Regions from separate parts of the Homo sapiens genome. Here all the other regions are linked to region 3. The links are chromatin contacts, found by Hi-C or POLR2A ChIA-PET in ENCODE. All regions are on one chromosome and are shown on one strand. Each heading gives the region's core, a stretch centred on a gene start or an enhancer-like site at or near the end of the contact. The rest is flanking DNA. Distances are from core to core; before and after follow the strand shown. Region 1 overlaps SLIT1 (slit guidance ligand 1). Region 2 holds the start of MMS19 (MMS19 cytosolic iron-sulfur assembly component). Region 3 holds the start of TLL2 (tolloid like 2).

Region 1 (4,025 bases), core at 415-2,914, 520 kb after region 3:
GACTTCGGGGCCTTCACGTCTGCCCACTTCATGCGCTCTCAGCTCAGGAAACATTTAGAAAATGCAACGATGTGCCGTGCCTTCATCTTCTCCTCCTGAACGTTCCTCTAATCTAATTCTAAATCATTCCACTGTCTTTGGAGATACATTTAAGTGCTCTACTGAATGTTCAACACACTTTGTGGTCCTCCCCTGTGATGAGGAGGTGGTGGTACTTCAGCCCCCAAGAGGCAGTTTCACTGGCTCAAAGCACTCTGACACCAGCCACTGAATCACACTACTCCATCCCTTCTCCACCCCTCCCATTGGAACATTCAACACACATTGGCCAGGTCATTAAGCAAAGACAGATAAATTGGAGCTTCAAAATTCTGTAAGCCAGAGCCGCCCAAAGTAGCCAGTCCTTGAACTAAATTTCACCAACCCACAATAAGAAACTTGGGCCAAGATCCGGTCACCACACCTAGCTTAGTTTACGCGAACATTGTTTCCATAGCAAGACTTTCTCAACAAAGGAAGCAATACATTGATTTAGATTCTGGTGTAAGCGCCATATCTAATTACAAACCCATTACAAACAGTTCTGGGACTGATGTGGGCCCGTAGATTGCACTTGGAGTGGGACTGCTCCAAATCACACTAAGGTGGAATGTTCTCTGGACTTCTTTTTGGTAGAATCTGGCCAAGGAGCAGATAAAGACAATTGAAGTGAGGAGCTAGGTAGGCTAGAAAACTAAAAGGAGCTGAACTTATTATCCTGAGGCTTATTTTGTATATTTTCATGGAGTAGAAGGGGTCAAAGGTGGAAATAATAGAAAAGCAGAGGCGTAGCCTGAAGAAAAACTTAGTTACAGGTATGTATTTGTAGCTGCCATAGTTCATACTTGGTTTGAGAGCTGAGCTGGACCGAGAAGCTTTCCATCACCCTCCACTTTTCCTGGCTCCTTGGCTCCTAACCTTGCAAGAATAACCCCCTTTGTGTGTGTGTGTGTGTGTGTGTGTGTGTGTGTGTGTGTGTGTGTGTGTGTATGTGTGTGTGTGTGACGGAGTTTTGCTCTTGTTGCCCAGGCTGGAGTGCAATGGTGCGATCTTGGCTCACTGCAGCCTCCACCTCCCGGGTTCAAGCGATTCTCCTACCTCAGCCTCCCGAGTAGCTGGGATTACAGGCATGTGCCACCATGCCCGGCTAATTTTGTATTTTTAGGAAAGATGGGGTTTCTCCATGTTGATCAGGCTGGTCTCGAACTCCAACATGAGTTCGAGAGGTTATCCGTCCGCCTCAGCCTCCCAAAGTGCTGGGATTACAGGTGTGAGCCACCGTGCCCGCCCGACCAGGATAACCCTTTTAACAGTCACGACCAGCCTCACGGGGGAGCTTTGGGGAGACGGCGTGGGCAGGAGGAGGAGGCAGGTCCAACCCAACATGGCCTGGAACTATGTAATTGCCAATCGTGGCCACTAGGTGGCAAAACAGCTCTAGGCACAGCTGTTCCCAGAGGGGAGCAGGGAAAGGAAAAGAAGCAGGATCTGCCCAGAAGTGAGGTCCGTAGGAAATTCCAGGAAAGCCGGAGTCCTGATGGTTAGATGCCAAAGGCCCTCCTGTCCTCAAGCGGCCTGGATACTTACACGAGCTGCAGGTACTTGAAGGTAGACAGCTGTCCCGGAACCAGCGTGAACTGGTTCCCGTCCAAATAGCTGCAGAGAGAACACAGCGGCGTTAGTGCCCATCTCCACCTCTGGTGGTGCCCCATGCTGGGGACAGCCTTCCCTGCAGCCAGGGACTTCGCTCTCATTTCCTCTCCTCCACATAGGCCACACGATGGGCCCAGAATCACTTATGGGAGGAGAAAATATGTACGTTGTTGAAGCCATCTGGGGAGGTGCCACCCAGAGGACTTGGTAAAAAGCCAATAGTCACGTGGCCTCTCTCGGTTCCCTTCTCGCTTCCCTTCTCACCCTCCCAGCCTCCTCCTTGTCCATGGACACTCCCTGGGCCCCTGCCTTCCCCTCCCTGCTCTGCTCTTTCCTGGCCAAATAGATCTGATTTGCACGTTACCGGGCCCTGCCAGCTCCCAGGGCCCCCTGTCCACCTGCTGGCATGGGCTGTGAAGCTGATTCACAGCCAGACTGCCCAACCAGTTCCCCCTCATTCCATCAGCACCCCTCTGCCTTCCTGCCTTCCAGGCTCCGCACCCTGATGTCGCTTCTCCTCCTCCCTCTGCAGCCAGTGCCACCGCTGCTCTCTCACAGCTTGCTTTCCTTGCACTCTCATGCCACCCGCCGACTGTGCACCACCACCCATGCCCGGGCTCCTGCTGCAGCCTCTTCTGTCTGTTCTCTGCACCTTGGACCTCCCTTCTGGCCTCCACTCTACTCACTGCTATCCAAGTCACTGTCCTTAAAACCAAGCCCACCGAAATCCTCCTAAGCCCGAAGCTTCCCAAGGTTCCCATTTCTACAGGATAGAGCTTGGGATTCAAGATGCTCTGAACCTCCCCCTCTTCCCTTCATTGTTGACCATTCATGCCTCCAGCCTGAAGGTGCTAAGCAGTGGCCCAATGCCAGGAGCTGAGCCAAGCTGAGCTCCAGCACAGGATCTCCACCCCCCAACTAACTACAGCCTGCAGGACAGCTCTCCCCCACTTCCCAAAGCCCCAGAGAGGAGCAAAAGGAGGGCTGTGCTCATCCTTACCCCTCGCTCTGCATCATACAAACTGACTTCCCACCCATCTCGTTTGATCCTCGAGGCAGTCCTCGTCCACATACCCAAGTAGTCCCATTTCACAGATGACAAAACTGAGGTTTAGAGAAGTTAAAAGATTTTCGCAGGCTCTGAACTTCACCATCTTCAGTCAAAGAAGGTAGGCTGCCCCACCCATCCCATTATTCTCAGGGCTGCTAGGAGGCTCCAAGGAGAAAGCAAGGACTCATGAGGTTTGTAGGACACTAACTCTGCAGTAGAAAACAGGGTGAAGACGGGGCAGGCCAGGCCCAGGAAAAGGCCCGCAGTGGTTGATGTGCTTGTGAAGAAAAGGCCAGCCTTGCTGGTAATGCAAGAAATAACAAATAGAAGCCTCATCGCTGGTCCTGGGGGTGGGGGGAGAAAAGCTCAGCTTTGGAGGCCTGGAGGGATCAACCCCAGAGCACAGGAAGAGGTCAGAGGTCAGGAGCTGGCCAGAGTCTTTCATTGGGAGGTGTCTGCTGAAGAAGTCCCAGCTCTCCATTCCTGTTTGTCAAATGCATCTATGTCCAATCCTCCACATGTGCTCAGATACCAAATACCAATCAGCCAGGATTTCAGCACCATACTCAGTGCTGACCCAGGGAAGCAAGAAGGCCACCTTCTCACATGGTCAATGGGAGTGCAAAGGAAACAGATTTTCTTGGAAGACCATCAGGCAAAAGGCAGCAAGAGTCCTAAAAACGCACCGCTCTCTGACTGGCGATTTCAGTGAGGGGGTGTTAGCACTGGTGCTGTTTATGACAGTAAAAAAAAATTGGAAACAAATATCCAACAAAAGGGGTTTTGTTATCTGGGTCATAGTAGATTCATGTGAAGAACACTACACTGCTGGTGCAAAAATCACATTTGTGTCTTCATGACACAGGAGCCTGAGACAATGACAGGCGGGAAAGCAAGGTTCTCCTCATTTTAAAGGCGGAGCTTAGTTTAAAGGGAGGAAGCACTCGCTGCCATGCGGTCATCAGGTGACCGCAGAGGGAGAATCAGAGAGAAGCTCAAAGCCTTTCTGGAGGCAGTGTTTTCTGCAAAGCCCGAACTCCAGCTCCTAGTCAGCTAATGCCTGCTCTTGGTCACCTCCTCCTCCCATGGCTAGGCCCCAGCCCCTCAGGAAATGCCCCCACTGTCCCCGTCCTGTGGACCCACGTGAAGGGGGCAAGGCCTTGAGCTACTCACAGTTCTGTGACATTCTTGGGAATGCCCTTGGGCAGGGCCCGCAGGTGCTTGTTGCTGCATCGGACCACGGTGTCCAGGCAGGCGCACTCCTGTGGGCACTGTGGGCGGG
Region 2 (3,908 bases), core at 926-3,425, 980 kb after region 3:
GGCTCATGCCTGTAATCCCAGCACTTCGGGAAGCTGAGATGGGAGGATGGCTTCAGTCCTGGAGTTAGAGACCAACCTAGGCAACATGGTGAAACCTCGTCACTACAATACAAAAATTAGCCGAGCGCAGTGGCACACTCCCTGTTGTCCCAGCTACTTCGGGAGGCTTGAGGCAGGAGGATTGCTTGAGCATAGGTCGAGGCTACAGTGAGCCATGATTTCACCACTGCACTCCAGCCTGGCAGACAGAGAGGGACCTTGTCTCAAAAAAAAAAAAAAAAAAAGAGAAGAATTTGCAGTCCTTATTCAAGATAAGTCCTTATTCAAGATAAGACATTCAAGATGTCTTTTCAAAATATGTTCTGAATCAAAAAAAAATCCAAAATTATTGTTTTCGTATCGCATAAATGTGAAAGACTCATCACAAATGACACTGATATAGTAATGTTCTATATCTTCGTAGGGGGTTGGATTGTATAGGTGTATGCATTAGTCAAAATCAGTGAACGTACACTTAAAGGTTTATATATTCCATTTTACATCAAAATAAACCGTCAACAAACTCTAGTCAATGACATGCATGCCAAAGTATTTAAAGGAAAGTGTACAGGTATCTGCAATTTAAATGGATGGATAGCTATATGATAAAGCAAGTAATATTAAAATGTTAATGGTAGGATAGATCCTAAGTGATGTGCTCCTTATAAAATTCTTTATACTTGGCTGGATATTCGAAAATTTTCATAATAAAATATGAGGGAAAATGACATTGGTAAGACACTGTACTTGTAAATTGTAAACACTGATAACACACTACATTTCATAAAATTGTAAGATGTTAAGTTTGGTGGCAGCACCAGGTATTTGCTCCTTGATGCTTCCAAACTACGCTGCACACACCTCTTACAGAATGGTTGCCTCTCCCAGCATACTATAAGTTCCTGGTGGGCACAGATCTAACCTAATTTGTATTTATATTCCTATTGCTTTGCATCATGTTTGGGGAATAATATGTATTCAACAATAGTGGCATGATTGAATTAAAGTGGAATACTGCTAACGAACAAAGTATTATATTTCTAGCAGATTCACTATTCTTTTCTTACATATTCTAAAGGTTAATACGCTCAATATCCAAGAGAAATGTGTCCTTACTTCTCTCCAAGCATACGAAATTTCCAAAGTTTTTTTAAAAAAACTACTCATTAGATAATTTTATATTGTTACTTAAACCCAAGATCTGAAGGCCTCCTAACATTCAATAACTTTTTAGTAGTTTTTTTTTTTTCCTAGAAGAGCAAAGTCTCAGAACTCCACGGAAGCCTGGAAATCGTTTTATTCTAATTTTAGATAAGCTGTCTGAACTAAGAGATCTCTGAACTGGTCAAAAGCAGGAAAGTGGGGGTCTGGGAAGAAGACAAAAACAAACGCCACATAAAACGTCATGGAGCAAACTAATCAAGAACTTTAGCAAGAAACGGAGAGAAAGTCTTAAGGAGGACACCCAGAACATCTCCAGCTCCTCCTGGCCCGTCTCCTCAACTCCTCTTAATTCCAGCCAGTCAGAGCGCGGGGCCATCTGCCACTCCCAGGATGCCACGCGACGGGAGCGGACGCTGCGAGGATGCACCTCCACACGTCAACCTCCCACAAACAGCATGGCTTCGTGGCGTGAGCACCCGGTTCGGACCTGAACGCCTGGGTCCGAGTCCCACCTCCCCCTCCTGCCTGGTCTGCAGCCCTGCGCAAGTCCTCTTGCCCTCGCTGAGCCTCAGTTTCCTCATCTGTAAAATGTAATGATTCCCTATAATTGGCTACAGGGAGATGAGAAGTGTAAATGGTTTTAAGGAAGACACAGGCAACTCTCTAACTTGTTACGGCTCTGAACCTCGCGGTGCTCACTAACCAGCCTTGAGACCAATCTCTCAAAGTCACCCCGCTCCTCCCTTCCCGCCCGGCGCCTGTACTGAGGCCGCTCCCTCCTGTTGGCCCCCATGCGGAAGGCGCGCGGCGCCGTCTGCCGTACCTGCAGCCACCTGGTCAGCGGGGCCCTCTTGCTGACCCACGACGAAGTCGTGCACGAGGCCCCATAGGGCACCCATAGGCGCCGCCGCCTCCACAGCCGCGGCAGCGGCCATAACGCGAACTAGAGACCGTGGGAGGGGATATGGGCGGTGGCTCGAGACGGGCTCTCCGCGCATGCGCCTCCCGAGCCAATCTCCGGGGAAGCGCAAGGGGGCGGGGCGCCGGGGTCACGTGCCTGCCGGCTTCTGCCTAGGCAGTTCCAGGGAGGGGCGGGGCCTGAAATGGGGCGGTGGCACCGAGAGGGAAGGCGGCTGCTGGGCACGCAGCCGGAGGCGATTGAGGGCGAATAATTCCCAGCCCGGCTCCCCGGGAGACGGGCTGCGGGGCGGGCACCTGGCTGGGTGGGGAGAGGGGCGGTACGCACCACGGGGGAAGCCAATGAGAAAATCAGGCCCAGCCCTAGGGGGCGGTGCTGTCGGTCACATGCGCACCTGGGGCGGGTGGTGGCGGCGGCGCGGGCACCGCGAGCCGGCGGAAGGGAGAGGGGCCGGCCTGGGGCGGGGTTAGGCAGGTGAGTGACAGGCTCCAGGGGGCCGGCCCCTGCCTGGTGCCCCGAGCGAGCCGGGAGTAGCTGCGGCGGTGCCCGCCCCCTCTCTCCGCCCCTCCAGCGGAGCTGGTCTCCGGCCGGGCACCGTCGCGGGCCCCCCTGGCCCGGCCACCTGGGACCGTGCTGGGGAGTCTGCCACTTCCCTCTCTCCCCTGGCCCGCAAAGTTTTGGCGGAGCCATCGCTGGGGCTGAGCGCGCCCCCGGGGGGAGATCGGGGAGCGCCCGATGCCGGGCGGCCGGAGCCATTGACCCGGGACGCCGCCGTCCGCTGAGCAGCCGACCACCCCGCCGCCTCCGGTGCATGGGGACTGGCTGAGGAGCCAGCATGGGCAACTGCGTGGGGAGACAGCGCCGGGAGAGGCCGGCAGCCCCGGGACACCCCCGCAAGCGAGCAGGTAACGATGGGGAAGGGAGCAGGGCCTCGGGCATCCCGCCAGTTGTCCCCCTCCTCGCCCGAGTCCTGGGCTTACCGATGGACTCCCCACTGGTGCTGGCGCTTGGGTTTCCCCGATGGGCTGCTCCGCAGCCAGAGGGGGCCGCTCCCCAGCGCCGGGCGGCCGGGGGAGCTGAGTTGGGGCAACTGCGAGCACTGAGCCGGCTGCGCGACCAACTCTCTCCAACTGGGTAGCTCCTGGTGGGGGTGGGGGCAGGAAATGTTTGCAGACCGCAGCGGGGCCGACGGATCGGGAGGAGGCCGGGGGCGAGGGCGCCGCTGGCCTGGCAGCTCCGGCCGGGGTCGGACGCCGGCCCGTCGGGGCACGGCGCGGGCAGCCAGGCGTCCCCAGAACTCGGAGCGAGCGAGGCGAGAACAGTCGCTCCTTCCAAAGACTGTGTCATTATCGAGCTGCAGATCGTGTCTGCGGGAATCCGACTTGCAAAGCAGCGCAGGACTCTGGGAAAGAAATCTTTATTTTTCCCGCAGGGGTTTTTAGAGCCTCTCGGCCGTCTGGGAGTCTATAAAAGATGGGGTGCGGGGTGAGAGTCACCCTTGGGATTGTTGGGATCCTTCCCAGCTTTGGGAGTGAGATCGCTCGCTGGTGATCCTCCAGGCCCGCGCAACGCTTTCTCACTTTCATGGTACACCCCGCCTGCCCTGGCATTTCGCCCCGGGAAGAGGTCTGTCGGTCATTTTTCTGGGTCTTACACTCACTTCCTTCTTTGAGGGTGTTGCAAGGACCCGCTGGGAATAATATCGTAGACTTGAGAGCTCAAACTTGTCTGGATTCCAGATGGACCCATCTCCTACTCTGTGTCAAAGCCCAGATCCTGAGAGGTT
Region 3 (3,978 bases), core at 514-3,013:
AACCTTCACAAGATTCTCAAGTCTCACAAACTCCTCCTGCCTCCTAGTAACCTGGTCTTCCCCAGACTTTACCCAGTTCTGACCCTCCCAACCCCCAGCCTAGACCCGAGCCACTGCAGTGATAGAAACAATAAAAAATAACGACAATGCCATCATTTCACTTGCAGAGAATTTTCCCACAAATCACCTGAGTCCTCCTATAATTACTGCCACCAATTTAGAGATGAGTAACCTGGAACTGATAGAGGTTTCCAGGGCGTGAAGGGGCAACCACTGGCCCACAGGCCCCGCAGAGACCTGGCCGGCCACAGCCCCGGGAAGGAGCACCTGCCTCGCCGAGGGTGGAGGTCGCGCTCTTCCCTCCCCATTCTTCTCTGCCGACCGCCAAGTGAAACGGGGCCCCACAAAGCCGGAGATAAACACCACTACTCGCGGGACACTGGCCATGGGCCAGGAGCGTCTGTGCGAGCCTCTGAGCCCAGCATCTCCCTGGGAGCGTGAGCGTGAGCACCCCTCTGTCCGTGCTGGAACTGCCCCACACTCATCAGCTTGCTGGAACATGCGCTTGGCCCTTCGGAGGCTAACGCTTCAACGACTCCAGCTCGGAAGCCGCTCCCCTCAGGACTCACGAGCCGATCAGTGGCCCCGAGGAAGCGGGAGCTGCAGCGCCCGGGCGGCGATTGCGCCCGAAAGGCCCGTACGTCCTGGGGCGCCGCTTCCTGGAGGGATTAGAGCACCTGCCGGCTTCCATCTCCGCCCGCCCAGAGCGACCCTCAGGCCGGTACCGCTACAGGGAAGTTTCCGGCTATTCGAGTCTTGCTCATTCTCCCTCGGCGACCCCTTTCCTTTTGCCCGCTGTGACGCTTTTCTTTTTAAAATCTCCCAAGAGTAACCACAGATCTTGGGAAACTTTGCGCGAAACTTAAAAATGCTGTGAAATCGGAGCCAGGAACTCCATCTGAGCCTCGGAGCGCCGCGCCCAGTCCAGCTCTTCTGCTCCGGCCCGGAGCGTCTGGCGGTGGCCAGTGCTGCCCACTCGCTGTCAGGCGGCCCTGGCACCCACCCCGGCCCCTGGGCGCCCTCTCGGCCTCTGGCACCCGCTCTGATTCGCTTTGGGAACGCGCCAGCTGTCGCCCCCCGGTGCGCACCGCAAACCTGGGGCCGGGACATCCCAGCCTCGGAGTGGTTTTTAAGCAATTCCTCGGAGGCATTGTCTTCCGGGGGAGCCGGGGATCTCAGGGGAGGGGAGGGGAGACCCGCCCCATAGACGGTAGTGCAGGCTTGCCCACCACCTCATTTGCATTTCAAAGGCAAACTTCTGCGGGACTTCCCCAGCGGCGGCACCTACCGGCTTTGCAAGGGTCGTGGTAATGCTCCAGCTGCTGCTCCGTGCCCTCCTCGCCGTCCAGCTCTGAGTAGTCTGCGGTGGCGTCCGGGCGCTCCCCGAGTCCCCCGGCGCCGCGAGGCAGCGGCAGCAGCAGCAGCAGTGACACCAGGGCCCCAAGTGCAGTCGCCCGGGGCATGGTGGCGCGGGGCCGGCTGGGGCAGAGGGAGTTGCGTGCACGAAAGCTCAGCTCGGCCGAAAGACGGCGCACACTGGGTCGGTCGGCTCCGGCCGGGACTCGGTGGTTACACAGGGCTGCTGGGCATGGCTCAGGCGCGGAGCAAGCGGAGCGCGGCGCCCCCTGTCTTCGTCGAGGCAACCGGGAAGCAGCCGCTCGGAGCTACTTGCCCGGCGGCCGAGGCTGCGGCGGCTGCGAGTGTGGCGGTGGCGGCGGTGGTTGGAGCAGTGGCCGCTCCGCCCCTCTCCACCAGGGCTGGACCACACAGCCTTCGCCCGGGGCCCTAAGCAGCCAATCACTCGGGCGCCCGAGGCGAGGCCCCTCCTCTTCCCGGCACCTTCGCAACTTCGGAGGCAGGCGAGCGAGGTGAAGATGCTGGAGCCAAAGGCCGGGGCCAGCTCCGCACCCACCCAGCCTAAGGCGCCTGCCCGGGGCGCCACCTCGGCCTCTGGCTCCCGAGAATGCTGCTCCTGAAGATCGGGACTGGGCTTCTCGCCTTGTTTTATTTCCATAACTCACTTTACAACTCCCCGATGCACACGTGGCCAGAGTGGTTAGAACTCGGAGCGCTGGACCAGGAGCCCTGTGTACGGATTCATGTCACTACCAACTGGCTATGTGCATTCGGGCAGCTGCTTCTTTGCAGGGATGAGTGAATGTCTCTCAGGTCCCTCTCAGCAAAGAAAAAAAAATCGAGGATTTCGATTCTCTCAGCTCTCTCCACATTCCCTAGTCGAGCCATGAAGGGCGCTTGCTGGCGGCAACTAACCTAACCTAGTGGCCGGCGATAGGTAATGAAAAAAGATTTAAGTCCACAGATTTCCCCTCTCGGTGACCCTATCTTTCAGTAAAACCGTCTAAGATGCTTCACACAGTCAAAAAGACACAAATGAACAGCTGTACGTGCTACTTGTGTTAAATTACAGACATGTTTTTATTAAATAAGCCACTCACCGTTAACTTGATGGAATAAAAATGACCAATTTCTGAAGTCTGTTTTTTTTTTGCCAATTAAAAACATATGCCCAAATAATGACACTAATCAAGAGCTATTTGAAACCCACTTCTATTTTGTACCTAAAATGTAAAAATTCTCAGAACTGAGCCATTTTGATTTAGAGATATAAAAAGTATTATTACTGTGAGGCTTTTCAAAGATCTTTTTATGCAAGTAAAATGGCCCTGTCAACTATAACACACAAATGTGTATGTGTAGAAATGTTTTGCATCATGCCCAGTAGAATCTTTTTTCAATTTAAACTGCAAGCAGAAAAATGGACAACTTTCCTTTTGGATTTCCACATGGTTTCACATACATCAATGACAAAATAGTCAACAGGGAGCCCAGAGCTGGGCTTCACATCAAACTCTGAATTTCTTGCACTTATGGTCATCTGTCTTCTCATCTATCAACTGGGATAACAAGTCCTTCACACAAGTAAAGGGCTAAAAGTTAACTATTGGAAGGATGCTACTCATATTTTGTCCTCGTTCTTAGAAAGAAATGCAATGTTGACCCTGCCTCATGCTGTTTTCATCAAATGGGCACATAACATACAGAATGGAGCCAGACAGGGCAAGATCTGGTTAGAAACTGGCAGGTGGAAGGAAGGAATTTGAAGAGGATAAATGCCACCAAATGGCAGGAAGGCCAAGTGGCCAGCGCATAGGCAAAGGAGTGGGAGGGGGTTGAATGGCATGCATTTCTGCCTGAAAGCCAGGAGTCAAACCCAACGCCATAGCTCTCTGCATTCACCCCCATGAAGGTCATCACCTCTCAGTAGACGAGTCCAAAGAGTCAACATCTAAAAGGCCTAACAAACTTCTGTGACACTTCCAGGTCTCCAGATGGCACTAGGCAAACCACCAACTGGCTTCCTTATTAGAAGGGAATTCCTCTGGAAAATAGACATGAGAGGCCACCTCTTGTGCAAGCAATGAGGTTGTGAGCTTTTATGACCTCTAATGCCCAGCTGGTGAGTAGTGGCCAGGTCTTCTCACCAACACCCTTTGTCCAAATATTTTGAAGACAGTGGTGTTGAAGAATGAACAAGCTGCACAGTTTTATGTTATTAAAGTAGAAGGCCAGTTTAGTTGCTACTTTGGCTATCAACCAATAAATGGCAACAAAATATTTGGTTCACTAGAAAGATCAGAAAAGAATAATTGAAAAGGGACACCATAAGATAGAACTATAAAAGCTAAACTCTAATCTGGGTTTAGATGATTTTTATAATGTATTTTTCTTTAATTTAAAAACCATGAAAAAACTGGAGGTAGAGTAACAGGCTTTATGACATAAAACTGCTCAACTTAGCTCCATTATTACATTAATAATTACTTCAGGGTTTCCTCTGCCATATCTCTGGGTCCTCTGTGAACCTGAACAAGTGTTTTTCTCCTCTTAGATGTCCAT

Evidence for each region. Hi-C counts contacts between places; a loop is a spot of excess contacts on that map. ChIA-PET counts read pairs that join two places held with the same protein, here RNA polymerase II (POLR2A). Pooled maps may share reads with other maps.
Region 1: a loop to region 3 is called in a pooled map, with 3 times the contacts of the local background. The contact joins the enhancer-like site here to the promoter of TLL2 in region 3. A Hi-C loop is called at or near these places in 1 of 37 single-sample maps with no recorded cell type and 4 of 50 pooled maps. POLR2A ChIA-PET finds 5 or more read pairs at or near these places in 1 of 52 experiments (activated naive CD4-positive, alpha-beta T cell).
Region 2: a loop to region 3 is called in a pooled map, with 6 times the contacts of the local background. The contact joins the promoter of MMS19 here to the promoter of TLL2 in region 3. A Hi-C loop is called at or near these places in 1 of 37 single-sample maps with no recorded cell type and 2 of 50 pooled maps. POLR2A ChIA-PET finds 5 or more read pairs at or near these places in 1 of 52 experiments (activated T-cell).

Annotation. Positions count from the first base shown.
Region 1 is chr10:97,036,072-97,040,096 of GRCh38, forward strand. It overlaps SLIT1 (slit guidance ligand 1), which reads right to left. Exons shown (of 37, transcript NM_003061.3): 21 at 3,917-4,025; 22 at 1,627-1,695. Among named protein-coding and RNA genes, the nearest start is that of SLIT1-AS1, 65 kb to the right of the region's middle. RefSeq lists an enhancer at 2,011-2,511. Within about 2 kb of position 1,665, at least 4 of the 41 ENCODE cell types and tissues checked have a DNase peak (open chromatin) inside an H3K27ac peak, as active enhancers do.
Region 2 is chr10:97,496,247-97,500,154 of GRCh38, forward strand. It overlaps MMS19 (MMS19 cytosolic iron-sulfur assembly component), which reads right to left and starts at 2,176. Exons shown (of 31, transcript NM_022362.5): 1 at 2,027-2,176. The coding sequence starts at 2,138. It overlaps UBTD1 (ubiquitin domain containing 1), which reads left to right and starts at 2,678. Exons shown (of 3, transcript NM_024954.5): 1 at 2,678-3,027. The coding sequence starts at 2,958. RefSeq lists enhancers at 1,301-1,831, 1,508-1,557, 1,918-2,087 and silencers at 2,328-3,087, 3,098-3,297.
Region 3 is chr10:96,512,163-96,516,140 of GRCh38, forward strand. TLL2 (tolloid like 2) reads right to left here and starts at 1,764. Exons shown (of 21, transcript NM_012465.4): 1 at 1,349-1,764. The coding sequence starts at 1,523. RefSeq lists enhancers at 1-355, 1,545-1,614.